4 separate regions of the Homo sapiens genome follow, and regions 1, 3 and 4 are each linked to region 2. A link is an interaction called in ENCODE POLR2A ChIA-PET data of the cell type or tissue named here. Cell type or tissue: PC-9. All regions are shown on one strand. Links, peaks and the distances in the headings refer to the core of each region. The heading gives the core; the rest is flanking DNA. Region 1 has its middle 21 kb from the start of LINC01121. Region 2 overlaps LOC107985809 (a long non-coding RNA gene). Region 3 overlaps SRBD1 (S1 RNA binding domain 1). Region 4 overlaps SOCS5 (suppressor of cytokine signaling 5).

Region 1 (7,872 bases), core at 1,894-6,893, 160 kb before region 2:
TTTTTTGTATGGAACTTTCCCACTTAAAAACCACTTCTCAATAACAAAATTACTGCCAATGTGTTAGTCACCATGCTAAGCATTTTATATACCATAAACAAATGACAAACTAAGAAAAAAATATGGCATCTATGAAGGTTAAAGTTTATCACATAGAAAGAGCTTTAAAAATCAATAAAAGGTATGTCCCAAAAGAAAAATGGACAAAGGACAAGAATTAGAGGTTTGCAGAAGAAGAAATACAACAATCTCATTACCTTTTTCTAGAAGGCAGTTCCCATTTTATGGATGAGGAAATTGAGACCACAAGAATTTAAGTAATTAAAGTTATACAACTAGTGACCTGAGCAAGAATATGAACCCAGATAGTCCAGAATCCAGGCAGGGGTTATTATATTTTCGTTTCATAGATAAGAAGGCTGAAGTTTTATTCATCTACATTTGAACCCATACTATTTAAAGATGTCATTGTCCACTCTTGACATCAGCTTAGCCAGCTAGCTGCTCTCCGGCTGAAGAAGTGGTAGGAACTAGAATTGGGGTTTTGAGAAGGTGAGGGCTCGGGTGCTTGCGCAGACTGAAGTTAGAAGTGTTCAAATGTGGGTTCTGCCTCTCCCACAGTCACTCAGCTGGTGAGTGGCCAAGCCAGGCCTCTGGTCCAAGCCCTCTGAAGGCAGAGCTGATGCCTTGTAACGCAGCTCTCAGCTGACTTTGGCTTCCAGCTCTCTCTGCAGCCGTCGTGGACACAGAGGATCCAAGTGAAGTGCAAATACAGCTTGACTTTTGTAGCCTGCTGAGCGGTGGTAGATACCTAATCTGGGGAGATCTCTGATTCCTTGACTCAGAAATTAGCATGTAAGTGCAGAAACCTAATAGCCAACAAGAGACAAGGTCTATAATATGGTTTAATTGTTTCTATTTGTAATCTGAAATGACCTGGCTGGATTGCTGGGCTTTGGGCTGGGGCCAGGTCCCTTTCTTTATTTAATAGATGTTTGCTACCAGCTGCTGGGGGAGCCTTCCTGTCTGTATTATTAATATGATATAGGCCTTTGGTTTCCAGTATCATCTCTTTGGAATTTCTATCTCAGATCCTGTGCAAATGAACATAATCCCCTGGCAGGAAAGGCATTTTGGCGTCCTGGCATCGGCCTTAGAGATTCTGGGTTTCATATGAGGAATGCCAGATACTGTCAACCTTGGCCTCGGTCAACATCTCTGTCCCTGTCCGCACCCTGCCACTAGGGTCTGAGTTTAAGTCTGGACCAGGTGAAGGAAGCCTTGGGGTGCTCTAGCTGCAAGGGAGGTGGCTGCTGGCTCAGAAGGACTGTCATTCAGTTACTCTCCCGTCATGGGGAATGCAGAACAATTTTCTGAAGATCTCAGAATGGCTTTTGGATAACCAAAAAGAGCTGTGTTGGGGGTACAGCCCACCTTACAAATCTTTGATGAGCAGGACGAATCTTTACTCTTTAAATGAGATTGTGCTATACTTCCCACTTTCACAAAACATAACACACGCAGAACATAATAGTTTGACATTCTAGGGAAAGTAGATGAGGTGCTAACAGCCAGAGGACGTTCCAGGTCTGAGGGCTCTGGCTGCCCCAGCCGCTGAAAGGATATGGAGCTCAGTCCGCCGAGAAGCCCACAGGACTTGGGAAGGTGTCACAGCCAGCTGGTTGGGAAGCTCTCTCCCTGGGATACGCGGAGTGGCTCAGCCTAAAGACCATCAGGCTGCCATTCATTTACTTGACATTCACCCACAGACATTATTGAGCACCTCTCCTATGTCAGGCATCACGCTTAGTGTTGGGGATCCTGGGATGGGCAAAAGCAGGCACCTCTGACCCATGACCTCATGGCACTAAAGGGTCAACCAAAGGAGACAGATATATAAGTAAGTGGTTTTGTCGCTTACTAAGAAGGCTTGCGCAAGTCACTTAACGTCTCTGAGCTTTGTTTTCTTTGTCTGTCAAATGAAAATGAAAAGCATGTACCTTATGGGGTTGTGAGGATGCAATGAGGTGATACGTATTAAACAGCCTAGCACAATGCCCAGCTGGGCAGGAAGAACTTGGTAAGTGGGAAAGCTCTTGATACACAGTGAAAAGTGTGTACAAGGTCATTAGCTTATTATTCTGCATCTCTTATTCTGCATTGTCTGATGATATTTTACAGTGGTTCCCCAAAACAGGTCTTCAAACAGTTGCATAGAATCATTTGGATGGGGTAAGAGGAAGTAGGGATGGAAGAGTAGGGAGGACTGTACTAATCAGTACTGCTAAATGTACTGATTATTCTCTTCTATTCCTGGAATGTTCTAGGAAAAGTAGACAAGACTGCTTGCAGCCACTAGTCCAAGGTCTCTGTGCCAGATAGGCTTAGGGAATCTGTATTTTTTTCCCCAAGTTTTCCAGATGATTCTGATGCAGAGACAGGTCTGAGAAATGCTGGTATGGTTGCCAATTTGGGGGCCATGGTCCACATTCTACAGCCATGAGTCATGAGAATAGGCGTCTGCCAGCCATGGTGGTGGAACTGATACCATCCCCCACCAGCTAACTGGACGAGGAGTGGACATCTAGCTTAAACGTTGGCCATCAGAATTTCTTAGCCTAAAATCTGGAATAAGGAACAAGAGATTATATTTCGTGTTCTCCTCCTCCTCCTCTTCCTCCTCCTCTTTTTTCTCTTTTTAAAAAAGTGTCCTCATCCATAAAACAGGACTGATAACACTTACCTCTACCTCCCAGGCTTGAGTGATCCTCCCACCTCAGCCTCCCTAGTAGCTGGGACAACAGAAATGTGCCATCACACCAGGCTAATTTTTAATTTTTTTGTAGAGACCCCTATCTCTACAATAAATTTAAAAATTAGCCTGGTGTGATGTTGCCCAGGCTGGTCTCAAACTCCTGGACTCAAGTGATCCTCCCACCTTAACCTCCCAGAGTGCTAGGATTAGAGGCATGAGCCCCTGCGTCCAGCCAAGATTCCATTCTTGACTAAACTTTTGAACAAAGGAAAAATACAAATTTAGGACCAGTGAGTAGGCTTCTTTCTACTTTGTGGACTGAGTTTACAGAGAGACAAGAAAGAAGTCATTGGAGGGGGAAGAAAAAGAGTCTCCTGGGTTCCCCCATGGCCTTCCATTTTCTGATTCCAGAGCCTGCCTTAGGCTCAGCTGTTCTGGCCCTTGGGTTCTGTGAGAACTGCACTTGCATGTTGAAGTTGGCTTGAGTTGGTTTCTGTTTCTTGCAATCAAAACAATTCTCCTTAATAAAGAAGGGGACCCTATTTATTTTACCATAAAGAAGTGAGAGGGTTTGGAAAAGAAAGGTGATTGAACCAGGGGTTCAGAATTTACTTACTTAAGTTCAGGGTCTTTTGTCTCATACCATCTTACTTAAACAAAATTTCAGCATGGAGTAGCCTCAACCTTGGACTTGAAGATTTTATGAGCTGCTTCTCATACCTAAGAATTGTGTGTTCTCTCAACCTCACTCAGTCCTGCAACCTAGAACAATAATGTTGACTCCTTACCTTTGTTGAATGTTGAATGCCTTATGGTTTACAAAGCCCAGGTTACATTCGTAGGATGCCACTAACATGACTGCTCATGCAGTGTATCTCCTGTGCTCTGAGCATTGTGTATATGCTATTTAAAATTGTCATTTAAAGGAGAAGCCTCCTGCCAGAAACTTTACAATCAGGCATGTTTCCTTGTGTGGATGACACCACCAAAAAAAATGGGGTTAAATTAAGAAAGAAGGTAGATTTAATCAGCAGCGTGGAAAGAAGCAATGGGTGAAGGGGGTAGGAGGTGGGGGCACAAGCCCCAGAAATCTTCAAGAACAGAAGTGACATGATCAAGACATATATTTGTCTGACATCAGGGGCCACAGCCCTGTCCTCTTGGGTTCTTTACCAGCCCTGGACTTTTACATTTCTGAATGATGAAGTCATCGTGTGTGAACCTGCCCCAGTGCACTGATTCTGAGTGACCAGTTTATACCACAGTAGCCCAATGTTAGTTCCTAGTCTCACTAAGCCCATTTCCTCGTCATAAAACAGGACTGAAAACACTTTCAGTGTATTATTCAGAGTTCTCCAGAGAAACAGAACCAACAAGGGGTGTGTTTGTGTGTGTGTGTGTGTGTGTGTGTGAGAGAGAGAGAGATAGTAGACAGAGAGCAAGAGAGGGAAGACAGAGAAAAAGATTTAAATAATTGGCTCACATGATTGTAGAGGTTCAAGTCCAAAATCTGCAGGGTAGACCATGAGGCTGAAGACTCAGGGGCAAGTCATGGGCTGAGTCCAAAGGCAGGTTGCCGGCAGCATTGCTTCTTGCTCTGGGAGGCAACTCTTTGTTCTGTTAAGGCCTTCAGCTGTTTAGATGAAGCCCACCCACATTATGGAGTGTAATCTGCTTTCCTCAAAGCCCGTTTAACTTGATTTAAATGTTAATCTCATCTAAAAAATACTTTCACAGAAACATATAGAATGATGTTTGACCAAATATCTGGGCACTATAGCACAGCCAAATTGACGTAAGAAATTAACTATCACAACTTGTCTCATAGGACAGGCCTGAAAGCTTTAGTCAGAAAATATGAAGGGTGTTTTGTAAATTGTAAACCACTTTGTACTGCTAAGGGTGATGGGAAGAGAGGATCTTTACAGATTCCTCCCCGACTCCCAAGAGAGAGTGTCCTGGCCCTCAGAGGGTTAAGGAACCCCTGACCCCATTGCCCTTCCACCTGCTGTCTGAGCTGTCTCGCCTCATGCAGCCCTTCAGGTGAGGGGCACTAGAGAGGGCCTGGAGTTGCCTGACACCGGATACTTCCTTCCTGCCTGGATTAGAGGCATATTGTCAATATCATGTCTGTGTTTACTAAATTAACAAATGGACTTCAAGTTAAACACTGGGTGATTGTGAGACAGATTTTTAAAAAATGTTCCCCGGGCTCAGGGGATCACTCACAGGTGATGGGATGTTTGCCTTTTTTTTTGGACTGCCGGCCTTTAACATCATGTCACTTTAAATTGCTTTTCATGGAAAGCTGCCTCCCTGCCATTCTTCAGCCTCAGCAGAGAGCCTCCGGGCAGGCATTTCTGTGCACAGCTGGAACCCTGCCTTACTATGGGGCGAACTTCTTTCTTCTGGGCCCAACAGAGACAAATATCCTCTGAACAGCGGCTCCAGAATGGAAAATAAAGTGAATGCCTTGCTCATAGGCACTCCCCACTGGGGATTTCTACCAATGGGCAGAGTGGGGCTTCCAGCCAGTTTTTTGCAGCCTGCTAATGAACAGGTGGCACAGAAAGCAAAGGTTTCTCTGGGAAGCTGGCAGGACACCAGCATCTGGCCTTCATGTCTCCTTTGCATCTAGATGTGATCAGGTCCACATCAAAATACCCAGAGATTTGACTGCATCTTCGCATTTGCTTCTGGAGAGCTGGTGGTGGAGAGGGTGCCTCCCTAGGATAACATAGCTCTGCTCCTGGGATACACTGACTTAAACATCTCTCAGTGATGTGACATACCTTGAACCCAAGGAGGCAGGCTGCTTGAGAGCAGGCCTTCATGTAGACAAAGTGATGAATATCTTTTGTAGATTTTCATTTTGGGCTTCATTTTGTAGCCTATTGATTTTTAATGCTATTTATTTTGGAAAGCCATTAAAGGGAAAGAAAGGAGTGGATTTCAACACCTCCACCATGTGCTGTTCTGCAGTTGTTTCTGTAAGGCAGCAAAGCAGCCATTTGGAAAGTGAAAGACTTAGGTCAATTATTTTTCTTTCCTTGGCTTACTGGACAGCAAAGAGCTGGTTTAACTGAATTGACCAGTTGTTTGATGAACCAATCAATCAGCAAATATTTGTTTTGTGAGGCCTGTGAGCAAGGCACTCACTGTTTGATTAAATCATGTGATGAAACAGAACAAATAGACCTGTCTTCTAGGCCCCTTGCAGACCGTCTAGCTGTGTGCAGCTAATTACCCTACCACCTCTAATTACAGATACACGCTCAAACTCAGCACTTTTCCTTGAACCAAAAGTTAATCCTAGAAATCTGGTAATGCAATTACTGTGCTTGTTTCAACAAGTGAGAGAGAGAGGGAGGGAGGGAGAGAGAGAAGGAAAGGGAAGAAAGAGAAAGAGAGAGAGGGAAAATATGAATATGCTCCATTTATGCAGCCCTACAATGAGGGAGGGTTATAAAAAGACTTTTATACCCAAGGAATAATGAACGTCTGTAATTGAACTTAGTTTGGTGTCTAAGATTTGGCTTTGAAAAAGGAGCCGGAATCAACTTTCCTAAGTGGTCTTTAATGTGTTCCCAAGGGTTTAGCTTTTTCATTAGCTGAGTTTTTAATTGATGTCAAAACTCAAAGTCAGGACAATATTTTAAGAAGGAGAAAAGAAAGAAAACACTGAGGAAACACACAAAACAACCACAAAACCCTTAAACCACAACAGGGAAAAAAACCATGTCTTTCTTTTAAACATCATCTTAGTATAAGGTAAACTGATCTGTCAGATAGGCTTGTCATATCCACATATTTTATAATCCAATATGTTCAGGCAAGAATTTTGGCACGACCTGCCAACAGCAATTCTGAACTTTTCCTGACATTTTAAAGAGCACATAATATGTTGGGGGGAGGTGGGTTTTGGGGAGTCCTTAACCCTTTCATTCAGCATCTGGGAGTCCTTTGGAAATATGCATCGCCTAAGAGCAGCACCCAGGGGAGGACCTGTCACAGGCACAGATGATGACAAGGCTTGAGCTCTGACAGTGGCTATTGCCACAGCCCCCACCTGTGGCCTCTCCCCAACCTGTGCATCAGGATGACCTTGAAACCAAACCCTCTGTTACAAATGAGCTCACTTGGAACACCATCCCATTCAGTTCAGCTCATGGAATCACAGAGTTGCATGGGACTGTTTGATGATTTAATTCAGGTGTGCTCAGTCTTGGCTGTGCATTGGAATCACCTGCAGTACTTAAAAAAAGGACAAAAACTGATGTCCAGTCCTACCCAACACTTGTCAAAAAGAATCCCTGGAATAGGCCCTGGCTAGTGAGACTGCTTCTAAGTTTCCAGGTGATTCTAATGTGATGCTAGGGTTGAGGACCACAGTACAACCTTTAATTTTACAGATGAGGAAACCGAAGCCCCAAGATGGAGGTGAGTATCAGTGTCTATACCAGGAATCGTATCCAGGCACGAGTCAACTTGGTTGCTTCATGGTCATTGAACACCTGCAGAGTGCCCAGTCCTGCCTGGGACACAATGGGGATTACAAGAAGAACCTGAAGCTTGCTCCCTGCCCTCAGGCGTGCACAGCCTCGGTGGGGTGGCAGAACTGATGGATGAAGCAGTCAAAAGAACACCACAGGGCACTGTCTAGTCAGGGGCTGAGTTTCATAACATCAAGTGCCAAATCCAGACTACAGTGTCCTGGAAGAGATGCCAACAACATGGGAAGTATTACTGGAGTCAGGAAGTCAAAGGCAGAGCTCAGGATGGGGAGATGTGGCCAGCAAAGGAAAGGAGCAGGCACTTCAAGGAAAAAGCTCGAGTGACAACGGGAGGTTGGAATGAGGGATGCCTGGGTCACATGCTTTGGTGGCCTTTGAAGGAGAAAGCTTAGGCACTGGGGGAAGTGTGTTAGATACGAGGAGGGATTTGGGACAGAGAGGCTGATGCTGCCGACAGAGAAAATTCTCAGCAGATAGGCGTAAGAGTGACTGCCTGCTCTGCATGGGAGGACATCACTGAAGGTTAAAATGAAAAGGCAGAAGGGACCCAACATGAAGATGCCTTTGGTGAGAATGCTGTTCTTATGGGTTGGTGCCCACGTC
Region 2 (7,872 bases), core at 1,788-6,787:
CAGTTCCATATAATAAGTCTCTTTCCATAGACTTGCACAAACTATTGATTCTGTTTCTCTAGAGAACCCTGATTCATACGCATAGTTATTTTATCGGGCAAGTGGCTTTCTGGAATAAAGACTACATTTCTGTCTCATGTAGTTAGGTGTGGCATATGACTAAGCTTTGACCAATGGAGTGTAAGCAGAAGTCCATGTAGCACAGTCTAAGGACCTTTTTTGTAGTTTTGTTTGTTTAAGACAGGGTCTTGCTCTGTCACCCAGGCTGCAGTGCAGTGGCACAAACATGGCTCACTGCATCCTCAAACTCCTAGGCTCAAGTGATCTTCTCGCCTTAGCCTCCCGAGTATCTGGGACTACAGGCATGCACCACCATGCCCAGCTAATTTTTTATTTTTTGTAGCCACAGGGTCTCATGATGTTGCCCAGGCTGGCCTCAAACTCCTGGCCCCAAGCTATCCTCTCTCCTCGGCCTCCCAAAGTTCTGCTTGGCCAGGACCTTCCTTAAGACAAAGCTAGCACATGCCCTGTGCTACTTCTTTCCCTCTTCCTCCTTCCTACTGCTTGAAACAGAGCTGTTTCAACAGGTGGAGCTCTGTCTTGGACCACAGGAGGAGGAGGACCACCCCTGAGAATTGGAGTTCCCAAGGCTGGAATGAACACAGCAAAGCCATGGGTTGTTGTAAACTTTGACTCGGGAGAAAAATGAACTTCTTTGTCTTATCTAGTGCTATTTGGATATGTGTTACTAGTAGCAAAATGTAATCCTAAATTCTATACCCAAACTTTGCCATGTCCCTCTGCCATGCCTGAATACAACATCTGCTGTAACTAAGGGGACCTGTCACAGAGTCCAGAATATGCTAAATACATGTTGGCAGGTCACGGTTGCATTTACATATCCTGAGGCATTGCTTATGACAAAGTAGGGTTGTCTTCCCAAGAAGTTAAGTTTAAAAAGAAATGGGGGTTTTAACCTGAACATTATAATTCCTCTCATCTCCTTTGAATAGATGATATGTTTAAAACACAAAACACATTTTAAAAATGCGAACAGCCAGTTGAATAAGGTTTGCTTTGTTTTTGATGGAATATGAGGTTTTTTCTCCAACATGACACTAAAGAGTTGAAGTGAGAAGTATAGATTATTTACCAGGCTATTTGGGTATTATTGGGTACAAATATACCTGTGTGTCTTAGACTATGTCACAGTCCCCTGGTATTCATTATCAGGTTCTTTCTTCTCATAAAAATAATTTTTTTCCTTTGAGACAGGGTCTCACTTTTTCACCCAGGCTGGAGTGCAGTGGCATGATCTTGGCTCACTGCAACCTCCACGTCCTGGGTTCCAGCGATTCTCCTGCCTCAGCCTCCTGAGTAGCTGGGACTACAGGCATGTGCCACCATACCTGGCTAATTTTTGTATATTTTTGTAGAGACAGGGTTTCACCATGTTGGCCAGGCGGGTCTTGAACTCCTGACATCAAGTGATCCACCCGCCTCAGCCTCCCAGAGTGCTGGGATTACAGGTGTGAGCTACTACACCTGGCCAAAAAAATATTTTTTTTACATTTGAAATAAATGTTAGCTAAACTGATCAAAACAATGTGTGTAGTCTCACCACAGCCTTCCCTATCAGTGCTGTTCAGAATGATTATTGTAATAGATATGGCAAGTGGTCCTTGCTTTGTCCACACCCCAACTCATAACCTCTGCTCCTTATGTTGTCCACCCCTCCATGAACTGCGCTCTGGGTGGGTGCTCAACACAAGGGCAACCAAACCATGAGCTGACCAGACCATTAGACCCTGCCCCCCTCCAAATGATCAAGGCTAGTTGAGCCCTTTATATTTCTCTTAAGAAACTGAGGCTGGGCACGTGCCTATAGTCACAGCTGCTCGGGAGGCTGAGGCAGGAGAATTGCTTGAACCTGGGAGGCAGAGGTTCCAGTGAGCCGAGATTGTGCCACTGCACTCCAGCCTGGGTGACAGAGCAAGACTCTGTCTTTAAAAAAAAAAAAAGAAAGAAAGAAACTGAGAAATAGCCAGATAACATTGGAGATAGAGGCCAAAAGTTGTACAGAGAGTTGCTGAAGTGAAGGAAGCTGGCAGTCGTGATGGGCCCTAGGCAAGGTGAAGTAAAGAATCCATGAGTAAGCAGAGAGAATGAGCCAGACAGGCAGACAGACCAAGAGATGTTGGGAAGGGGACTGGTCTCCAGGGTTACCTTGGATTCTTCTAATTTTCTAGTTCCTAGACCATTTCCAGCTCCACTGCATGTGTGTCCTGCAATAAATCTTCTATAATTGCAGGGACCCTGAGCGTATCTCTCTTCTCCTTGCAGCTCAGAGCTGGACCAAAGCAGCTGTCGATCCTTTGCCTCTTTGCACTTTGGAGCCCAGTCCTGATGGGACCAGGTAATCCAGGCATGCATCACTGCCAGACTGGCAAATACCAACTCTTCATTCAAGTGTTTTTCACTCAAGTGTTCCTAAAAATATCCAAGAGAAGAAGAGGACGGGCAGTTTTCTGGAAGGGCAGTTGTAAAACTTGAAGGAACAAAATCTGTTATCCTGTGGCTTAAAGAGGACTCTCTCTAGGAGACATTTGTCATGCTCTGGGCTTATTCAGAGTCAGAAATTGTCTCTGATGGGAACCACACGAAAGAGTTGGGGACTCAGAAGAATTACCTTCTGCTGAAGTTCACCTTAAAAAGTAGATACATGCTTTAAACACCCCCAACTTCTCCCATCTCCCTTTGGCTGAAGAAGATCAAACCTTTCTGGTTAATCAGAGCTAAACAAAGAAACGGCCTCTGCGGCCTTCTCCTCAATGACCCTCATCCCCACACCAAGCCATCTCAGGACTGAAAGACCCATCAATGTAGGCCTCTGTGGAGAAACCAGTTTTTAGGCCTCTCACTGAAACCCAACCCCCAGCCCAGCCATGCAGCATGAGCTCATTCTGCCCCAACTAGGAGAATGAGAAAATGGTCTGTGAATTTCTCTTCCACTCTGTCAAAATAAGAACAGAAAAAACCATGCTTCTGCAAAAGGGTTTTCTTTCAGCTTTTATTTGCACACATTCTGTATAATTATGGTCAGCAAGAGGGCATTTTCCATGGCCACACTGGCAGTATTTTCCACACAAAGGCTTATGCTGGTGGGCAGCCTGCCCTTGAGCTATTTACTTGTGTGGTGGATAGAAAACCATCAGACCTATGGCCAGTTAAACCCAAGCAAAATGTTTTCATTTGGACTTCTCCTGTAACTGGGCATATTATTTTAATTTTCCCTCCACCCCTTGTCCCCTTTCCCTAGGTAAAGTGATTCAATATGGTGGAACCACCGTTATGCAGCCAACTCTGTAGTATACCTTCCAGTTAACTGCTAATGTTCACATTTTAAAGTACTTCCTCCTAGCTTTCAAGATCTTAGGATTTTCTTAGCCAACGTTACTCCTTGGAATTCCATCTCATTCTCTCTCTATACAAGTAAGCCCTTTGCTTCTCTGGGCCCTCATGCACCCAGCCCATTTCTTCCTCCAGGCCATTTTTCTTGCTGTGCCCTATCATCCCAGTCCTGAAAGCCTGCCTCCTTCCTTTGGCTCCTCTGAATCCTGCCCACCATTCAACATCCAGTTGTGGCCCCCTCCTCAGTGAAGCCCTCGCTGACTGCTGAAGTTGTCCTGACTCTTCTTTCCTTCACTGAGCCATGAGGCTGTACTGGCTTCTCACTTGCTGCATATTTTGTAATTAATGAGTCACTAGACAAGTTTATCAAAATGTTGACATTGGTTTCTGCATAAAACCACAACATAAATCAAGTCATTCATGTAGCAAGTATTTACTGAGCACCTAGTCCACAGTCAGCCCTGTAAGCAACATTCCACACCAGAAAATGCAGGAATTCATGGGCGAGTTAGGCCTGCTTCTATCCTACAAGAATTTGAAGAGACTTTGAGAAAACAAGCTACAGGCATGAAAGATAATCCTAGAGCTGATGCCCAAAGGATGATGGTTCTTCAAGGCAACATGAGGTAGACAGAAAGAGGAAGAGGAGTCAACACCATCCATTAGAATGGGACAGGGGTTGAGAGGCAGCTCCAGCTGACAAAGAAGTCAAGTTTCCGCTGCTTATAGGATGCATAGATGCAATAATGGATAGATACACACATGCTTGTAAATACAGATGAACCAAGAGATGAGCGGTCCAAAAGCCATCCATCCATCCACCATTAAAGAAACATTTACCCAACACATACTCTGTTCCATTCATAGGGGATACCTAGATAAGTCAACCTTCAGGGAGACTGTAGTCTAGCCTGGTGGCACGGCAATTTAGTCATAGGGCAACCAAATGTGACTTTAAAAGTTCAAAGAGAAGTCATAATAGCTGCCATTTTTTAAATGTCTACAATATGTTAGGTACTTTTCAAACACTACTGCTACAGTTCCCACTCTGGATGCCAAAGCAAATTTGTAGGGAGACCGTGGATTATTTTAAATTTTTGAGGGTAATATCATGATGCTTAATGTCTGTTAGACACTGTGCAAACTACTAGCTCAAGGTAGTTCACAGTTTCAACATTAGATCATACTGCATTCCTTTTGATGATGTCACATCTTTGTGGAGCAATGAAAGTCAATATGTAACAGGAGATGAGGGAAGCAATGTTCAGTCAGATTCCAAGGTCTGAGAAGTTGTACAGTGCCCAATAGGTGTCTGCATCCCACTAATAAGCAATCATTACTACTTAAGAATAAAATCGGCCAGGCGCGGTGGCTCACACCTGTAATCGTAGCACTTTTGGAGGCCAAGGTGGGCAGATCACTTGAGGTCAGGGGTTCAAGACCAGCCTGGCTAACATGGTGAAACCCCATCTCTACTAAAAATACAAAATTAGCCGGGTGTGGTGGCGCATGCCTATAATCCCAGCTACTCAGGAGGTTGAGGCAGGAGAATCACTTGAACCCAGGAGGCAGAGGTTGCAGTGAGCCGAGATCGCACCACTGCACTCCAGCCTGGGTGACAGAGTGAGACTCCTTCTCAAAAAAAAAAAAAAAATAAAATAAAATAAAATAAAATAAAATCAAACTATTAACTTTTTTCTTTCAATTTATATGTAATTACTTTGTCAGGACATAAATTCCTATTACATAGTTTGGTTCTAACTTCCTGATAAATGAAACACATTTTTCTTAAGGCCTAGAGATACTGTGAAAAATTACTGAGATGCTAAAGACACTATGAACTGAGGAAGTTCGGGAGCCTCTGCGTAATGCTAATCCTCTCAGGTTACCAAACATCACACTGGTAGTAAATTCTAGAGTTGGGGTTTGAACCCAGATCTGTTCTAGTGGTCTCTGAAATACATTACTTTTGCTTATAATACTGATGGGAGCTCAGTGGGCTCATCAGGGGATGGATACGTAGGGCTGCCTGGTGGGCAGAGGTTGGAGAAATGAGGCAGGACTAACAGATTCATGGAACTGAAAGGTCTTGCTCTGACCTTGAAGGGCACACTGCATAGTTACTATTCCCTTTATGCTAAGTTTCCATGAGGCCTTGGTTCGATGGGAGGAAATAAAAACAACTCCTAAGAGGTGTGCGGCAAACAGGCCTGATGAGGTTTTTTAGTGCCAGGTCACAAGAAGAGGAAGAATGGGTGGGAGTATAGAGACCATGGCCAAGGTGTGAGAAATAGAGGCCTGGTCTGCACACATTCTGACAGGGGTCATGTAACTCTTATTGCAGATGTTTGAAAACTTGAGTGGCTGCTGTCATAATAATATCTCCAAATGACCAGGCTTCTGTCATTTCAGGTGTCAGAGCCCTGCCAAATCTGTGAGAAGGGTGGAAGCAAGTTTCCCTGAGGGAAAAAAAAACAACAAAAAAAAACCTTCTGGAATTGGGAAAAATTTAGGTCAACATCATTTGAACCTTGACCTCTTGCTCTTTTGTCCCCGGGTGGACATTTCCTTGACCTCCAGAAATTCCTCCACCTCAAGGGAAGACTTCTTGCCCCCCTCACTTCCAGAGGCCTCCAAAGTGGGCTGGGAAGAGATTTAAAGCAGGACCCTGGGAAGCATGATGAGACTCTGGAGTGTAGAGAGGCTTCCCTGCAATGCAAAGATCTTCAAAGGCCAAGCCCAAGGCACTGCAACCCCCAGGAGGGCCCACTCCAAAGCAGAACAGTGGAGGGAGAGCCTGCGTGTCAAGAAGCCTGGACAGCAAGACCCCCTACTGTGGCAGCCAGCCTGCTTGTAGGAGTCCTGAGAAGCCTAATTCAATTACCCTTATCAGAATGTCTCTGAACTTAACAAAGCAGATAATGAGTTCCAGAGACAGATACTGCTTGGGGGGCCAAAATTATTTTGCTTCCCCAAATTGGAGGCTGAAATTGGAGATGTTTGAATAATGGAAAACATAATCCTTCCCTAGGCCCAACCCCCTCCCAGTACCCACACCTGAGACACCCTTTCAACCAAGGAGCCTGGATTCAACATCCATGCCGTCTCTCCTCCTGAAGACACCTGGTCATGAACTCGACCTCTTTCCCCCACCATCTTTGTGCCATCGATGGAAGGAAGCTGCGTACAGGATGGAAGTGGGAGGGGAAAGGGATTAACATTTATGGAGCCCTCCCCTCTATGTGTCAGCTACATAACACATAGCATTCATTTCAACCACAGAACATATGTCTTTACATTACAGAAGGCAACGGAGAACTGGAAAAGTTAACTTACTGCCTGAGGACCCATCCCCATCTCACCAGCAGCACAGTCAGATTCAGACACAGGTATTCAACTTTGCAACACACTGTGCCTCACGGCCTGTGTGCTCAACATCAGAAATCAAATAGAAACTCCCTCATTCTAAGATTCATAGCCATCCTCCGAGATATGACATAGCGACCTCTCCTCCGTGAACAGGGAAACAGACTGAGAGGATAACCTAACTCTCCCAAGGCCAGAGTATCCACTGGGATATGCAGCCAAGTCAGCCAGCAGTTGAAACAAGGGCTCTCTGTGCTATCTCACATCTGAATTGAATTGTTTCCTACAGACTTCTCATAGCTCTCTAGGCAAGGAATACATCTTCTCACCTTCCCACACTAAGAAAGGCCTCTGTCTGAGCCTGGGTGCCGGGTGGCCAGGATTCCTGCTGAACGTTCAGGAGCTTTCCATCTCCAGAGGTGAGCTCCTAGTTCCTGCTTACCTTAGAACTGTAGAACATATAATGTTACCACTGAAAAGAACCTCTCGTATAGTTGGATCACACCCTTTACCTATTTATTTAAATGTACTGTTTTAATTATGTAACATTTGATATGTGCAGGATAATATGTATGCAAATTATAAAGCATAATAATAAAACCTGTGAACCCACCACTCAACCTTAGAACCAGACCATTACAATTGATGTCCCTCCTACTTCCCCAACAGAAATAACCACTGTCCGGGACTTTATGTTTATAGCCCCACCCCCCACAATGATTTTTATAGTTTTGCCAAATATGTTAGCATGGTAGATTGCATTATTGCTCTGAGTTAAATATCCTTCCTTTGACATATAATTTGGCAGTTCCTTCCATTGGAAGTGAAATACATTTCTCTGCCCAAGATGTTAGATTTGCTTTGGTCAGTAGAATGTTGCAGGCTGTGACGGTGAAAATTCTGAGCCCAGGCCTTAAGAGGAATCACCTGTTTCCACATTCCCCACTTGTATTTCTGCCTCTGCCATGAGAAAAACATGCTTCAGGTCACCTGCTGCTCCAAGGAGGATGAGAGACCTATGGGGAAGACCTGGACCCAATCTGAAGTTAGAACTAAGTGCAACTGAGCCCAGCCTGGATTAACCAACTCCCAGCC
Region 3 (7,872 bases), core at 1,610-6,609, 290 kb before region 2:
CCCGTCTCTACTAAAAATACAAAAATTAGCTGAGCATGGTGGTGCTCACCTGTAATCCCAGCTACCCAGGAGGCTGAGACAGGAGAATTGCCTGAACCCAGGAGGTGGAGGTTGCAGTGAGCCGAGATCATGCCGCTGCACTCCAGCCTGGGCGACAGAACAAGATCCTATCTGTCTCAAAAACAAGCAAACCAAAAAAACACCAAAAAACTCACAGTATAAAAAAAGAACAAAAAGTAAAAGATGCCTCTCAAGTCTCACTTGAAAAAGTTTCTTATATGTTGCTTCCAGAAAGTAAATTTACAGTTATGTCACCTTGTATGTATATGTTTATTATTTTAAAAATGTATACACAAGGGATCAGGCTCTGCAACTATTTGAAACTTGCTTTATTTGTTTCAGTCTTCTGGATCTCTTTCCAAATTATTACATATAGATTTCTAATTTTTTATTCTTTATATTGTCTGCATAAAATTTAATTGTATGGATGGGCTGTAATTTAGTCTAATCAGTGTCTTATTGATGAAGCTTATTTTAAAGCCTTGTACTTTTCCAGCTGATAATTAGGTACTTGAAGATTTGTGACTGTTACATCTCATGAACTATAGGTTTATTCAGAATGGAATATTGCTACCACATTTAATGTTTTTTGCTTTGAAATTTATTTGCTAGCAATGTTACTGTATATGCCTGTTTTTTTTAATTTTTATACTTTCTATGACATTTAATTTTTGATATGGCTCTTAGAAACACATAGCTAGATTTTGTGGTTTTACTCAATCTGTTATTAATACATTCATATTTGTTGTATTTATTTATATGTTTGGGCTTATTCTTCCTACGTATTTTGCCCCTCCATCATGCTTTCTGATTCTTCTTTTCCTTTTACGCTATTTATTAGATTTATCAGTTAATAAGTTTTCTGTTTCTCTCCTTGTTTTCCCATCTCATCTTTATCTCTCCTTAGTGATTTCAAAGTTGTACATCTTCTATTCTTATGATCATCCTTAAATTGGTTTTGGACTGACCTCTGGAGTTAATAGGTGTCTGTCCTCTTAGAGAAGACTAGAAACAGGATCCTTCCCAATCTTTCTCTCTTCAACTCTCTCTGCCTCCCATGATAAGATGATCTGGGATTTTAGTTTCAGACTCCTCTCCTCTCCTCTCCTCTCCTCTCCTCTCCTCTCCTCTCCTCTCCTCTCCTCTCCTCTCCTCTCCTCTCGTCTCCTCTCGTCTCCTCTCCTCTCCTCTCCTCTCCTCTCCTCTCCTCTCCTCTCCTCTCCCGTCCCCTCCCCTCCCCTCCCCTCCCCTCCCCTCCCCTCCCCTCCTTTTCTCTCACTCTCTCTATATATTTTATACATATATAAAAATATTTTATGTATATTTTTGTTTTTTAACCTATATATACGTATACAGACTATATGCATGTGTATATACGTGTGTATATACATATACACATACACACTATATATACACACTCCTCCATATATATAAAATATATTCTTATAGATGTATATTTTTGTTTTTTAAATGTGTGTATATACACATATACACACTATATGTGTGTATATACATACTATATACACACTATATGTGTGTATATACATACTATATACACACTATATGTGTGTATATACATACTATATACACACTATATGTGTGTATATACATACTATATACACACTATATGTGTGTATATACATACTATATACACACTATATGTGTGTATATACATACTATATACACACTATATGTGTGTATATACATACTATATACACACTATATGTGTGTATATACATACTATATACACACTATATGTGTGTATATACATACTATATACACACTATATGTGTGTATATACATACTATATACACACTATATGTGTGTATATACATACTATATACACACTATATGTGTGTATATACATACTATATACACACTATATGTGTGTATATACATACTATATACACACTATATGTGTGTATATACATACTATATACACACTATATGTGTGTGTATGTACATACTATATAACACTGTGTGTGTACATACTATATACACACTATATGTGTGTGTACATACTATATACACACTATATTGTGTGTACATACTATATACACACTATATGTGTGTGTACATACTATATACACACTATATGTGTGTGTACATACTATATACACACTATGTGTGTGTGTACATACTATATACACACTGTGTGTGTGTACATACTATATACACACTGTGTGTGTGTATATACATACTATATACACACTATGTGTGTGTGTATATACATACTATATACACTATGTGTGTATGTGCATACTATATACACACTATATACACACTATGTGTGTACACACACTATACACACTATGTGTACACACACACTATATACACACTATGTGTGTACACACACTACAGACACTATGTGTGTACACACACTATATACACACTATGTGTGTACACACACACTATATACACACTGTACACACACACTATATACACACTATACATACTACATATATACTATATAGTGTATATGTATATATGTGTATATACACATAATGTATATATATTTACATCATTCATGAGCACTTATTTAATTTAATCAGTTTTTGTGGTTTCTGCACTGTTTCTTGTAGTTCATATCATCATTTTTCTTTGATTTATTGGTTTTTGCTAGAATTAATCCTTAAGAAATTCTTTTAGAGCTTGGTATGGGTTATACTTAAGTCCTTACATACCTGCAAATGATTTCAATTTGCCCTCCTACTTGAATGCTAATTTGACTAGGTATGCGATTCTAAATTCAAAATCATTTTCTCTCAGAAACTTTAAGATATTGTTCCACTATGTTCTGACATCTGATGTTTGCCAGTGAGAAATCTGATGCTAGTCTGATTCCAGATCCTTTTAAAGTAATGTTTTAATTTTCTCTCTTGAAAGCCTTTTAGAATTTTAAAGATTATTTATATTGTAAAGTTTATCCATGATATGTCAAGTATGAGTCTTTTGCTTTTCTTTTCTTTCTTTTTTTTTGAGACAGTCTCTCCCTCTGTTGCCCAAACTGGAGTGCAGTGGCAGGATCTCAGCTCACTGCAACCGCCGCCTGCCAGGTTTAAGTGATTCTCCTGCCTCAGCCTCCCAAGTAGCTGGGACTACAGGCAGGCATGCACCACCACACCCAGCTAATTTTTTTATTTTTGGTACAGACAGGGTTTCATCATGTTGGCCAGGCTGGTCTCGAACTCCTGACCTCAGGTGATCTGCCTGCCTCGGCCTCCCAAAGTGTTGGGATTACAGGTGTGAGCCACTGCGCGAAGCCAAGTATGAGTCTTTTTCTATTCATCCTGTTCTACACTCAATAGATTCTTTTGAGAGCTTGTTTTTCTTAGCTCTGGGAAATATTATTATTTTGTTTCCCTACATTTTCCTCTTTTCTCTCTTAGAATGGCAATTATACAATCAGTTAAGAATGTTTTTGGCTTTAAGTAACAGAAAGCCCTTTTCCCAGTGATTTAAACAAATAAGTGGTAGTTTCTATGAAGTAAAAGGTCAAAATCTGGTTGCTGTTTTCGCATATTTGTATGACAGAGAAGTAAGCACATTTTAATTTGAAGACTTTTCTGCCCAACCTTCCCCTTTTCATAAATGTGGTTTTTTCTGGTTTTATATAGTCAGCAAACTGAAACTTCAGGCCAAATTCAAGGAGTTGCTGTGACATCTTCAGCAGACGTTGAGGTCACAAATGAGAAGCAGGGCAAAAAGAAGAGCAAAACTGCAGTGAATGTTTTACTGAAGCCAAATCCTTTGGACCAAACTTGTATTCATCCAGAATCATATGACATAGCAATGAGGTAAGTCTGAGGCCCATGTGGGAATTCTCCATATGCAGAGTGAGTTCTTTACAGCAAATGGCCTTTGTTTTGGCATAATGGAAACTGAAAAATATGACCGTTTAATGTGACAACATTTTTCAGAAGTTCTGCATTGCTGAGTTATGTGGCACATTATTTCATTTCACTGAGGAATGAAACCATTACTCCTGGAGCATTGTCAAGCTAATAAACCCTGATACTAATGGTGAAGTGTGTGTAATGGAAATTGCATGGCACTCCCCTCTGTTTGTTTTGGAAATTAACAAGACACAATTGACTAGCACCTGGCATAAAACTTGTGCTTTTCTAAAGATAAAACCCTTTTGAAAGTAAACAACCAACTCAGCTTTCTTAATATTATCTTTATTGGTTATTAAAATCTTAAAATCTAAGAAATGATGTACTTTTAGTGAGTATACATTAACAGAATGACATGGGGGAAGTTTTTGAGTAGAAGGGAAGTTTACGGTATAAAAAGAAAAATCTTTTTAACAGCATATTTAATTAGCTTTAAATTTTTTTAATTAGTTCAAAAACAGTGACTTGCTACATAACGACATTTTTTAAAGATTCTTACTGAATTGTATGACAGTGTAACAAATATAGTGAATATTTTAACTTTTATTGAATCTAAAATGAGATTTTTGTTTTAAAATCACTTATATTTGATTATTTTAGTAAATGTCATTAATTTGCTTTCTTTTAAAAATATTTAAAAAGACTATAGTATATTATAGAAAACTTAGAAAAAAGAAGTAAAAAATAATATTCTGTGAACATCCAACTAGTTCCTGGTTTCCCCCAACAGTTTTATGATGAAAAAATTTAGCCATACAGAAAAATTGGAAAAAAAATTTTTACAGTGAATTCCTATATAGCCACACCTAGATGTTATCATTAACATTTTATTCTATCTGTTTTTCCACATATCCATCTACTTATCCATCCATCTTATTTTTTTTTGTCTTGTTTTGTTTTGTTTTGTTTTTGAGACAAGATCTCTCTGTCACCCAGACTGGAGTGCAGTGGTGTGATCTCGGCAACCTCTGCCTCCTGGGTTCAAGTGATTCTTGCGCGTCAACCTCCTAAGTAGCTGGGGTTACAGGTGTGCAGCACCACGGTCTGGCTAATTTTTTGTATTTTTAGTAGAGATAGAGTTTCGCTGTATTGTCCAGGCTGGTTTCAAACTCCTGGACTCAAGTGATCCACCCACCTTGGCCTCCCAAAGAGCTGGGATTACAGGCGTGAGCCACTGCACCTGGCCCATCTTATGTTTTTGATGCATTCCAAAGAAGATTGCAGACAGACATTGGTACACTTTGCACTAAATACTTAAGCATTCATATAATTAACTACAATTTGATAATTCTTTACGATTTTTTTCTTTTGAGGTCACATTTACGTAACAATTAAATTTTAAGTTTATATTAGCTGAATTTTGACAAATACCTACTTCTGTGTAACCAAACTGCTGTTGAGATCAGGAACATTTCTATTATCTGAAAACGTTCCCTTATACCTCTTCCGATCAGTTACTGCCCCAACCTCCCAGAGGTAACTACTTGTTTTGATTTTTTTCTACCAAAGGTTAGTTTTCTCCCTCTACCATACAATTGTACTCATCTGTGTAAGGCTTCTTTCAGCATCGTATTTAGAGATTTATCCATGTTGTAGCAAGTACCAGTAGCTTATTTTTTATTGCTCAGTAATATTCCATTGTGTGAATATACCACAGCTTATCTATTTTCCTGTTAATGAAATTTAAGAGATATAGGAAATACCAAACTTTTTTATACTGTCTACTCTCAGTACAACATAGAACACTTTCGTGGCCTCTGGTCACCAAAATATGTAGGGATTTCTCCCCTCCAACCAGTCAATTCTGCAGCAGATTATCCAGCAGACGTCACCTGGGTGTCCTCTAATTTAGTTAATTTCTGACACTATCTACCTGGAGATAGTGTCAGATCCCACAGGTTGAGGGCTCAGAACTACAAGATTGCTCCCAACTTGAGAGGTCTGGTTGTGACCTGTAACTTCAGGATTCCTATGACCCTGGAGTTCAATTAATTTGCCAGTTTGCAGAACTCAGGGAAACATCTACTTAATGTTCATCCACTTATTATAAAGGATATTACAAAGGATACAGATGAACAGCCAGATGAAGAAGATGTATAGGGAAAGGTATAGGGGGAAGGTATATGGGGGAAAGGATATGGAACTTCTACATGGGCATACTACCCTCTAGGAACCTCCAGGTGTTGAGCTATCTAGAAGCTCATTGGAACCCAGGCCTTTTGGGTTTTTAGTAGGTTTCATTACATAGGCATGATTGAATCATTGGCCATTAGTGATCAACTCGACCTTCAGCCCTTCTCCCCTCCCTGGAGGTTGGGGGTCTGGAGCTGAAGGTGACAACCCCTCTAGTCACTTGTTTGGTTTTTCTGGTGACCATCCCCTATCCTGAAGGTATCTAGGGGACCCCAGCTACCAGTCGTGTCATACAAAAGACACTCTTATCTATCACTCTGGAGATTCCAAAGGTTTTAGGAGCTTTTTGCAGGGAAACAGGAGGAAAGCCAGATATGTACTTCCCAATATCACATGAACCTTGCTTATTTCCAGTTTTTGGCCATTGTGAGTAAAACTGCTGTGAATATTCTTGCGCAGTTTTTTTGTTGTCTTTGACCTTTGTTTTCATTTATCTTAGAAAAATACATACGAGAGGAATTGATAAGTCATGAGGTAGATGAAAGTTCAGTTTTCTTGGAACTCCTCTGGTCGTACCATTTCACATTTTACACTTTCACCATGAGAATTCTGGTTACCTTGCATTTTTGTCATGTGACATTAGGTGGTGATGGTTGTTTTTAGCCATTCTAATGTGTGTGGAAAGATCTATGTGGTTTTAATTTGCATTTCCCTGGCAACACTGAACACTTTCTAATGTGCTTACTAGCCATTTTTATATCTTCTTTGTGAAATATTTGTTCATATTATTTGGCCATTTTCTAATTGAATTATTTGCCCTTTTATTATTGAGTTTTGGGGGTTTTAATATATTCTGCAGATATAAAAATGTACTTTGTCAAATATATGATTTATGAATATTTTTTCCCAGTTTGTGGTTTACCTCTATTTTTTTAGAGACAAAAAAAATGTCATATTGCTGTCTTAATAATATTTATCAAGTCTTTTAGTCCATGAACTTATTATGTCAGCATTTATTTAGGTCATCTTTTATTTCTCTAAGCTGTGTCTTTTAGCTTTCAGTGTACAGGTTTTACATGTGTTTTATTAAAGGTGTTATATGTTTTTCAACACTATTGTAAATGGAGTTTTTAAAATTTGCTGCTACTTGTTTGTTGCTAATATATAAAAATACGAGTTTTGTATAATAACCTTATATGCTGCAGACTTGTTAAATTAACTTACTAGTTCTACTAGGTATTTGTACGTTCCTTAAGTTCTCCTATATAAGTAGTTATGTCATCAGTAACTATATTAAACTTTACTTCCTCCATTTTAATCTTCATGCTTCTTTTTTTTCTTTTCTTTATTCTTTTTTTTTTTTTTTGCCTATTGCAATGGCCGGGACCTTCAGTACAGTGTTGAACAGGAATGGTGAGAGTAGATATCCTTGTCTTGTTCTCAACTTTGGGCCATGGTTCAGATTTTTTTAATATAAAAAAAATTGTGGTTCCATAATAATTGTATTTTTAGTGTTTGATGAGAAGGTGCATATGTGCACAGGGATTCATAGACTTCTTGCAATAATTCTGAGGAGTACGTGGAGACTAAATTATCATTTTGTTCTGTGCAAATCACTATCTTTTTTTGGGGGGAGGGGGAGAATCAATCGGAGGGGATGTGGACAGGGTCTCACTTTGTCACCCAGGCAGGAGTGCAGTAGTGTGATCTTGGCTCACTGCAGCCTCAACCTCCTGAGCTCAAGCAATCCTCCCACCTCAGCCCCAAGTAGCTGGGACTACAG
Region 4 (7,872 bases), core at 1,578-6,577, 1.6 Mb before region 2:
AAATTGAATTTTTAAAATGTTGCTGTTGTGGCTGTCATGGAGATATGTAAGTAAATGATAATTAGTCCATTAGTATACATTCATACAGTGGAGCACTATATAGCAGAAATGATCAACTATAGCTACTTGTATCAATATAAAATGTAACACTCAAAACATAATGCTTAGAGAAAGAAATTATAAGAGATGAATATATCCATTATGAAACAATTTACCTTTTAAACAAGCAAACCCCCAAATATATTGTTTAGGTATACATACATATATAATAAAGATACAAAAGCAAGGGGATGTCAGCAAAGTTAGGATAATGGTTGCCTATTATGGGGAAGGGTAGAGAATTAGAAGAGGCACTCAGAGACTTCTAAAACAGCAGTCCCCAACCTTTTTGGCACCAGGGACTGGTTTCATGGAAGGTTTTAGGATGAAACTGTTCCACCTTATATCATCAGGCATTAGTTAAGAGTCTCATAAGGAACACGCAACCTAGATCCCCTGTGCGCAGTTCACAACAGGGCTGAATCCTATGAGCATCTAATGCTGCCGCTGACTAGACAGGAGGTAGAGCTCAGGTGGTAATACTCGCCGAAAAAAAAAAAAAAGAACAAAACACTGAACTAAATAGGTTTCTCTAATGTGGTACAGGGTTCAGCAAACATTTTCTCCAAAAGGCCAGGCAGTAAATGTTTTAGGTTTTGTGGGCCGTACAGTCTCTATGGCAACTACTGAACTCTGCCACTGTAGCCTGAATGCAGCCATAGGCAACATGCAAGTAAATAAGCATAGCTGCATGCCAATATAACCTTATTTATGGTCAGTGATACTTAAATTTCATATAATTTTCCCTTGTCACAAAATATTATTCTTCTGATTTTCATTAACCATTTAAAAACATAAAATCCATTCTTAGTTCATGGTGGGCTATACAACAACCAGTGGTGGGCCAGATTTTGCCCATACGCCATAGTTTGCCAACCCCTGATGTACTACATAAAACATTTAAGATTATGTTTACCAAATCTAACAGTCATTCTATGGAACAGTTTGAAGATCAATACTCTAAGATTATCATCTTAAGTGCATTAAGTAAATGGATGATCACTAGAGCATGAAGTTATAAAATAGAAAACTTTCTTAGAAAAATAATATACACACAGAATAATTAAAATACTCCAGAAATATTTTAAAAAATCTAACCCTCACTTGAAGTCCCACCACCTAGAGATAATCACTGTTAATATTCTGGTGAGTATCTTTCCACATGTTTTCTTTTATGCAAAACCTGTACATAATCTTCTCTTATAATAAAAAAAAACACTTGCATGTCTGTGTCTACATTCCTTTTTATTTCTTATAAAGTGTATTTTTTTTTAAGTAAACTATGTCAGAGATGGAATCAGACTAGCAAAAGAGAAAAACCTCTGGCAATTACATTTTTTAACAGTAAATCTAAGATTCTTTGAAGTGAGTAATCAAAGAAATAAAACTCTGGAAAAAAGCTGAATCTTGAAAAAAGAGTAATAATCTTGACAGTAATGGCTGTGATGACAATTTACATTATTGGGGGCTAACAATGTACCAGGCTCTGACATAAGCATTTTACTTCTCCCAACAACCCTACGAGTAATAATTATCTTAATTTTATAGATGTAGAAACCGATATATCTGAGAGATTAATAACAACTTGGACTTCAATTTCTTCTATTATTATTTGGTCTATTCAGCTTCTCTACCTCTTTTTGAGTCAATTTTAGAACAGTATATTAATTATTCTAAGTCCAAGTACAATAGTGTCATTAAGTTCTTTAAAACTTCAGAGGATACATCATATCCATATTTTGAATTATTGGAGAACATAAAAAGATGGAATATATCTCAAATTATTATACAAACTCAGCATCACTCCAACATGAAAAGTTGACAGAGGTAGCACATGCATACTCAAAAGAAAATTTCTAGCCTATTCTATTTTAATTGTAATGAAACAATACTCTGACCAAAAGAATCTCAAGTATATTCATGGGCCTACCAACAATGTTTCGGTATCTGTACTTTAAATGCCTATCAACTATTAAACCCATGACCCTTGTGTAGGCCTGTATACCGCTCAGAAATGTTCTGGTATTATTGTAACAAATGGTTCTATATTAGTAAGTTCTACTGCTTCTCTGAATACTACTTTTAATTATATGGTCAGTTAAGAATGTATTTTGTAATCAGATGCCTAATTTCAAGGGATGGAGTTTAATAAGTTCTTGTATTTTTCTCTGTACATTAATATAGTGGTCCATTTTTAAAAAGAAGAAAAAAGAAGACACAGAACCAAATTAAGAGTCATGTGTGATACAGTCCCTGCAATCCTACTCTCCAAAAAAGACAATTTTAGGGCTATTTCTTTTTCTAATTAAAAAAAAAGTAAGTATTTAATTTTACATTTCCAGTTCCTAAGTTTTATCCACACAATTCTAACTTCTGGTATCACGTAGGAGGGCACGCCGAGCCTAGCAGAAATCTTATTCTTAAGCCCAAATCTCACGTACAGATACTGCCTATGCTTTGCTTAGGGCACCAGAATGAAAAGCGGATAGGCAATAAAACAATCAAACATTTGGGAGGCAGGAGCAGAAAGGATGAATTCCAGCATTACCATTTAAGAATCCTATAACCTTGAATGTCTTTCTTCATATTTCTGAACCTAAATTAGCCCCTTGGTACAATGACGATAATATCTACCTTATGGGTTGGATGTGATGATAGAAATAATATACATAAAATGGCTCATAGGAGATATTCAAAAGACAGAGAGGTTTTAAAAATGTTACCAGTATTATCTAGCATCTTTAGCTTTTCTCTCTTTTAAAAAATACTTCTTTCTTTCAGTTCTTCTGGGTCATGCCACAAATGTCACTTTCCTATGTACAGTATCTGCCAGAGTGAAAGTTCTATCCATGACTCCAACTTCCATATTATATCCTAAGAAACACTATGGACATTTCAATGTTCCTAAGCCATTGACTCTACAGCTCATCTACAAAAACTAAGGATAGCTAATCTGTACAGTACTGGGTAAGGTCCGGGAACACAGTCCTTATTCATTTGGAGGGGCTTCTGATTCTTTTTTAGTCTATAAAACACTACCACAATTTAAATTTTGCTCTATAGATACTGTACACTAGAGAAGCCTAAAATCCTAAGAGGTTATGCTTCATTTTCTTATGGGGAAAATATCTTATGTAATATACTAACAAATACACGATTCATCAAAATGTTTCTTATTTGGCCAGCATTATTGGCAGACTGTGGTATAACACAAACAACATAAGCCTTAGATTTAGCAGGACCTAAAATCAAATTCAAGCTCCCACTAGCTGTGTTAGAGACCTAAGTCTCGGCCTTTCCAGGATAACATGACATAAGGTAAAAACAACTAAGTATATAATAGGGCGACAAAAATCATAGCTTCTGATATACAACCAATCCAAAGCATGTTAGTTCATGTTAGTGACAGTAACAAAAAGTAAGGCTGTTTTATGACTAGGGAGAGATTATTGCTGAGTCAGTTCTGCATTGATATCCCATCTCCAGGGAGACTACTTCCGTTAGGCAAACCAACTTAGTAAAGTAAATAACATTTTACTCAGCATTATAACCACATGTGACTAGTACTGTCAGCACTGCCTCTACTGATCATGCTTACTAGAGCACAGGGCATCAATGCTTCCCACAAATCTCCCTTAATATAAAAGGTGGTTAAATATAAACAAAAATACCAACAAAGTAAAACAACTCTCAGTTGAGGAATTTAGCAGACAGCTTAATCCAGAAAAGAGTCTCTGATTAGGGGAACTACTTAACAGTGAGCTCATTATGATTCTGCTAATAATTTACAAATAATATTCAGTTACCAATGGTAAGTGAGCAAATGGAATCTGCACCATTTCCTTCTCTAGGGAGGATAACCACTTTATAACCCCAGCAGTTTAGATCAAGTATCACAAGAAATATGAAGACTCTAAGGACTAAAATAAATAAAATAATGTTTTGATAATAACAACTTTTTTACTTTTTATCTAAAACTGCTTAGAATACATTTACTAATCTTTAACAAACTTAAAAGATACTACTGTCTCCTATGCCAAATTTTAGCTCTAAAAAAAACTAATGGAAAATAATTTGACAACTTGTAATGAATCCAAGAAAGAAACAAAGAAAGAAACTGATCAGGACAATGCGTGCCCCTTTTTGGATCTACCCTCCCTGACACCATAAGAAAAAGGAAAATTTGTCCAGACACAGTGGCTCATGCTTATAATCCCAACACTTTTGGAGGCTGAGGCAGGAGGATCGCTTGAGCCCAGGAGTTTGAGACCAGCCTGAGCAACAGACAGACCCTGTCTCTACAATAAGATTTTCTAAAATTAGCCAGGCCAAGTGGCATGCATCTGTGGTCCCAGCGACTCATGAGGCTGAGGTGGGAGGATTGCTGGAACCTGGGAGGCTGAGGCTGCAGTGAGCCAAGTTCGTACCACTGCACTCCAGCCTGGGTGACAGAGTGAGACTGTGTCAAAAAAAAAAAAAAAAGAAAAAGAAAAGAGAAAAGACAATGGAAACATCTTAAAATTAGTCTTTAGCAGGATATTTGAGAAGGGTATCGGGAGAAGTAAAGGCAAATAAGGATAACTTTTAATCACGTAAGAAAACAAATGTAGAGAAGCATGTTGAACAAAATCATCAACTAGAAACTCCAAGTAATACAGCTTAGTTTTGGTTTTACCAATTAGCATGTAACATACAAATTTAGTTTTTAGAAATAGGACAATCAAGAAATCTTTAGTTTATTAACAACTAAAATTAAACCTAACCTATCAAAAGCTCAGAATCTGAAAAGATTTTTTAAATATTCATTTTAACATTTGCTGAGTACCACATGTGGACAATATGACGATAAAGTTCAAGCTCTCAGATGTAAATATTTAAAGCTCTTTCTCTATGCCTATTTACTCTAAATTGACCTTCAATTTAAGCAAACTTTATTTGCTAGACACCAAGGGCATAGCAGCTTAGAAACTGCAAATTAGAAGGGTTGGGGATGTGGTTATAGAGGAGTACTACGTGTAAGTACAATGACCACAGGAAGAGAAGAACAAAGAAACCTTAAAAAGTGTAACAGCCCAGGGCCACAGACTACATGGACACATTATGCAAGACATAAAAAAGGGAACACATGGAGATATAAAACAGATTTAAAAGAGACTAGCCGGGCATAGTGGCTCATGCCTGTAATCTCAGCACTTTGGGAGGCCAAGGCAGACAGACTGCTTGAGCCCAGGAGTTTGAGACCAGCCTGGGCAACAAGGCAAAACCCTGCCTCTATATACAAAAGTTAGCCAGGTATGGTGGTGTGCGCCTGTGGTTCCAGTTACTCTGGAGGCTGAGGTGGGAGGATCACTTGAGCCCAGGAGGTAAAGGCTGCAGTGAGCTGTGACTGCACTATCACACTCCAGCCTGACCAACAGAGCAAAATCCTGTCTCAAAAAAAAGTAAGAGACCACTATGAACAACTGTAAGCAAATAAATTTAAAAACTAAGAAGAAATGACTAGATTTTTAGAAAAACATAAATTACCAAAACTGACTCAAGAAGAAATTAAAAATCAGTAGCCGTTAAAGACTTTGAATCAGTAATTAAAATCTTTGCTCAAGGAAAACACCAGCCCATGCAAACTGTTCTAGGCAGAAGAAACAAATCTGTCTAGCAACCTTGATATGTAATCACTGATGGCCAGAACAAGAGATCAAAAGAGATGCAACAGCCAGCTCAATAAGGCAAAAAAAAAAAAAAAAAAAAAGAAATAAAGTCATGCAAATTGGAAAAGAGAAAATAAAACTCCATTTTCTGATGATGTGATTGTCTACATAGCAAACCCTAAGGAATCTTAAAAAAGAAAGAAAAGTAAACTAAGTGAGTTTAGCAGGGTCACAGGATACAAGATCAACACACAAAGATCAATTACATAACTATATACCGTACTAACAACAAACATGTAGAAACCAAAATTAAAAGAGATGTAACAAAAATATATAACCTTAAAGGAGACAGGCTGATGGGATCTTTTTTTTTTTTTGAGATGGAGTCTCTGTCGCCCAGGCTGGAGTGCAGTGGTGCAATCTCGGCTCACTGCAACCTCTACCTCTCAGGTTCACACCATTCTCCTGCCTCAGCCTCCCGAGTAGCTGGGACTACAGATGTCCGCCACCACGCCTGGCTAATTTTTTGTATTTTTACTAGAGACGGGTTTTCACCGTGTTAGCCAGGATGGTCTCAATCTCCTGACCTTGTAATCCACCCACCTCGGCCTCCCAAAGTGCTGGGATTACAGGCGTGAGCCACCCGGCCCTGATGGAATATTTCTATACTCCAAAGGAGAAGATTCAAATGGCAGGAGAGAAAACATGCTAGATATTCTAGAGTTACCACTGCCTTTGTACTTACTCTGGGGAGTGGTGAATAATAAGAATGTGAGTCTATAGCCTACTTCACAACCATATTGGGCCTATCCCTCTTCTCCATCTCCACTGCCCCCTAACAGGTTCAGTCTTCATCATTTGCATGGATGAATCAGATGCCTAAACAGTCTACCTTTCTCCACCCTCACTCCCTTCTGGAGCATCCTTCATAATATTGATCCCAGGATTTCAAGCATCAGAGAAAAAAAAAAAACTCAAAGGGCTCCGTGTCTGGCTACCTCCTCCACCCTTTAAAAACTGGGAAGAAAAAGTACAGCAAAACAACAGTTAACGGTATTATAATTTAGGAATATTGAGATAATATAGTTGGAATTATGCCATCTGGAGAATGAAGGTGATCAAATGTTTGTTTTTACATATACAGAGACCCTTTCTTTAAAAATGGGAATTCTGACTGGCCGCTCTTCAATCCTTCTAAAGACCAAGACAAAGAAACTCTCAGGAAAAAATTAAATTTCAAATGGTTAAAAAGGTAAATAAACAATCGAAAGAGATTTGTGCAGAGTCTTTCATGGGAAATGTTAAAGAGGATAAACAACCCTCTGTCTCTAGCCAGCCCAGGTAGTCCTTCCTCTACAAGCAACTCAATTAGCTAACCTCAAAGATCTGTGATTTTTCTTTTAATATTAGAATTTTTAAAATAAGCACAGCATTCCACAAATGGAATCCAGTTATTTAAGGTCTAACATAGCACAACAGTTACAACTAATTCTGATCATACTCCTCTCCAATTAAATAAAAGAAAAATCCTAATGTATAATACTGAGTTATTTAAATAGTCTCATACTCCATAGCTAGACATGTTTTTGATCAGGTACAATTTTATGTTCAATTTAAACAATGTAAATGTAGTGTCAGCTACAAAAATATGTAATCAAAGAAATGCTATTCTTCCAACACAAACTTTCCCTTTCCTGTCTCCCCCTAAAAGAACTTCTACACAGTTTAAGGTATAGTCATTTCCCATAAACATGGCTTAAAATTGAGACTTCTTTTGCAGATAAAGAAAAGCAGGTTTAAACAGTCTCAAAGATGAACTGGTAGTTTAAAGCAGAATTCTCAATATTCTTTGATAAGGATGTAGTGCTACATTAATATCCCCAAAATTCTTAAGACATTCTCTGAAATCTGAAATGAATTAAGACTTACTATTAAACAGTTTGCATCATAATTGTTTGAAGCATAGTGGGTAAAAATCCTTTGTTATTGCTTGCAGGTCAATCCTGGAAATCCACTTAAATGGGATAATTCTACATCTTGTTATACAGATTTTCTAATTTTCACAATAAAATATAAAACTTTCCAGGGGCAATACTTAGATCTAGTATGGATGAACCATTCCACA

What was found. Peaks named below come from ENCODE experiments on the same cell type or tissue, not always from the same donor. Only the 100,000 strongest peaks of a DNase experiment are listed, where the experiment ranks them.
Region 1: POLR2A ChIA-PET joins it to region 2 with 5 read pairs; 2 of 35 experiments call an interaction of 5 or more read pairs at or near these places.
Region 3: POLR2A ChIA-PET joins it to region 2 with 9 read pairs; 3 of 35 experiments call an interaction of 5 or more read pairs at or near these places.
Region 4: POLR2A ChIA-PET joins it to region 2 with 8 read pairs; 1 of 35 experiments calls an interaction of 5 or more read pairs at or near these places.

The regions. Positions count from the first base shown.
Region 1 is chr2:45,271,720-45,279,591 of GRCh38, reverse strand. No RefSeq gene overlaps it. Among named protein-coding and RNA genes, the nearest start is that of LINC01121, 21 kb to the right of the region's middle. In PC-9, for the core only: no CTCF peak of the experiment used is centred there; DNase peaks (open chromatin) are centred at 3,561, 3,991, 4,911 and 5,861; H3K27ac peaks cover 3,859 bases.
Region 2 is chr2:45,115,995-45,123,866 of GRCh38, reverse strand. LOC107985809 (a long non-coding RNA gene) reads left to right here. Exons shown (of 3, transcript XR_001739190.2): 2 at 2,344-2,416; 3 at 5,824-7,397. Among named protein-coding and RNA genes, the nearest start is that of SIX2, 110 kb to the right of the region's middle. In PC-9, for the core only: no CTCF peak of the experiment used is centred there; DNase peaks (open chromatin) are centred at 3,096, 3,456, 3,836, 4,636 and 1 weaker place; H3K27ac peaks cover 2,657 bases.
Region 3 is chr2:45,409,099-45,416,970 of GRCh38, reverse strand. It overlaps SRBD1 (S1 RNA binding domain 1), which reads left to right. Exons shown (of 21, transcript NM_018079.5): 19 at 3,678-3,857. Among named protein-coding and RNA genes, the nearest start is that of LINC01121, 160 kb to the right of the region's middle. In PC-9, for the core only: no CTCF peak of the experiment used is centred there; no DNase peak of the experiment used is centred there.
Region 4 is chr2:46,744,899-46,752,770 of GRCh38, reverse strand. The region is part of intron 1 of SOCS5 (suppressor of cytokine signaling 5); the gene reads right to left. Among named protein-coding and RNA genes, the nearest start is that of SOCS5, 50 kb to the right of the region's middle. RefSeq lists an enhancer at 3,427-3,721. In PC-9, for the core only: no CTCF peak of the experiment used is centred there; a DNase peak (open chromatin) is centred at 3,590; H3K27ac peaks cover 720 bases.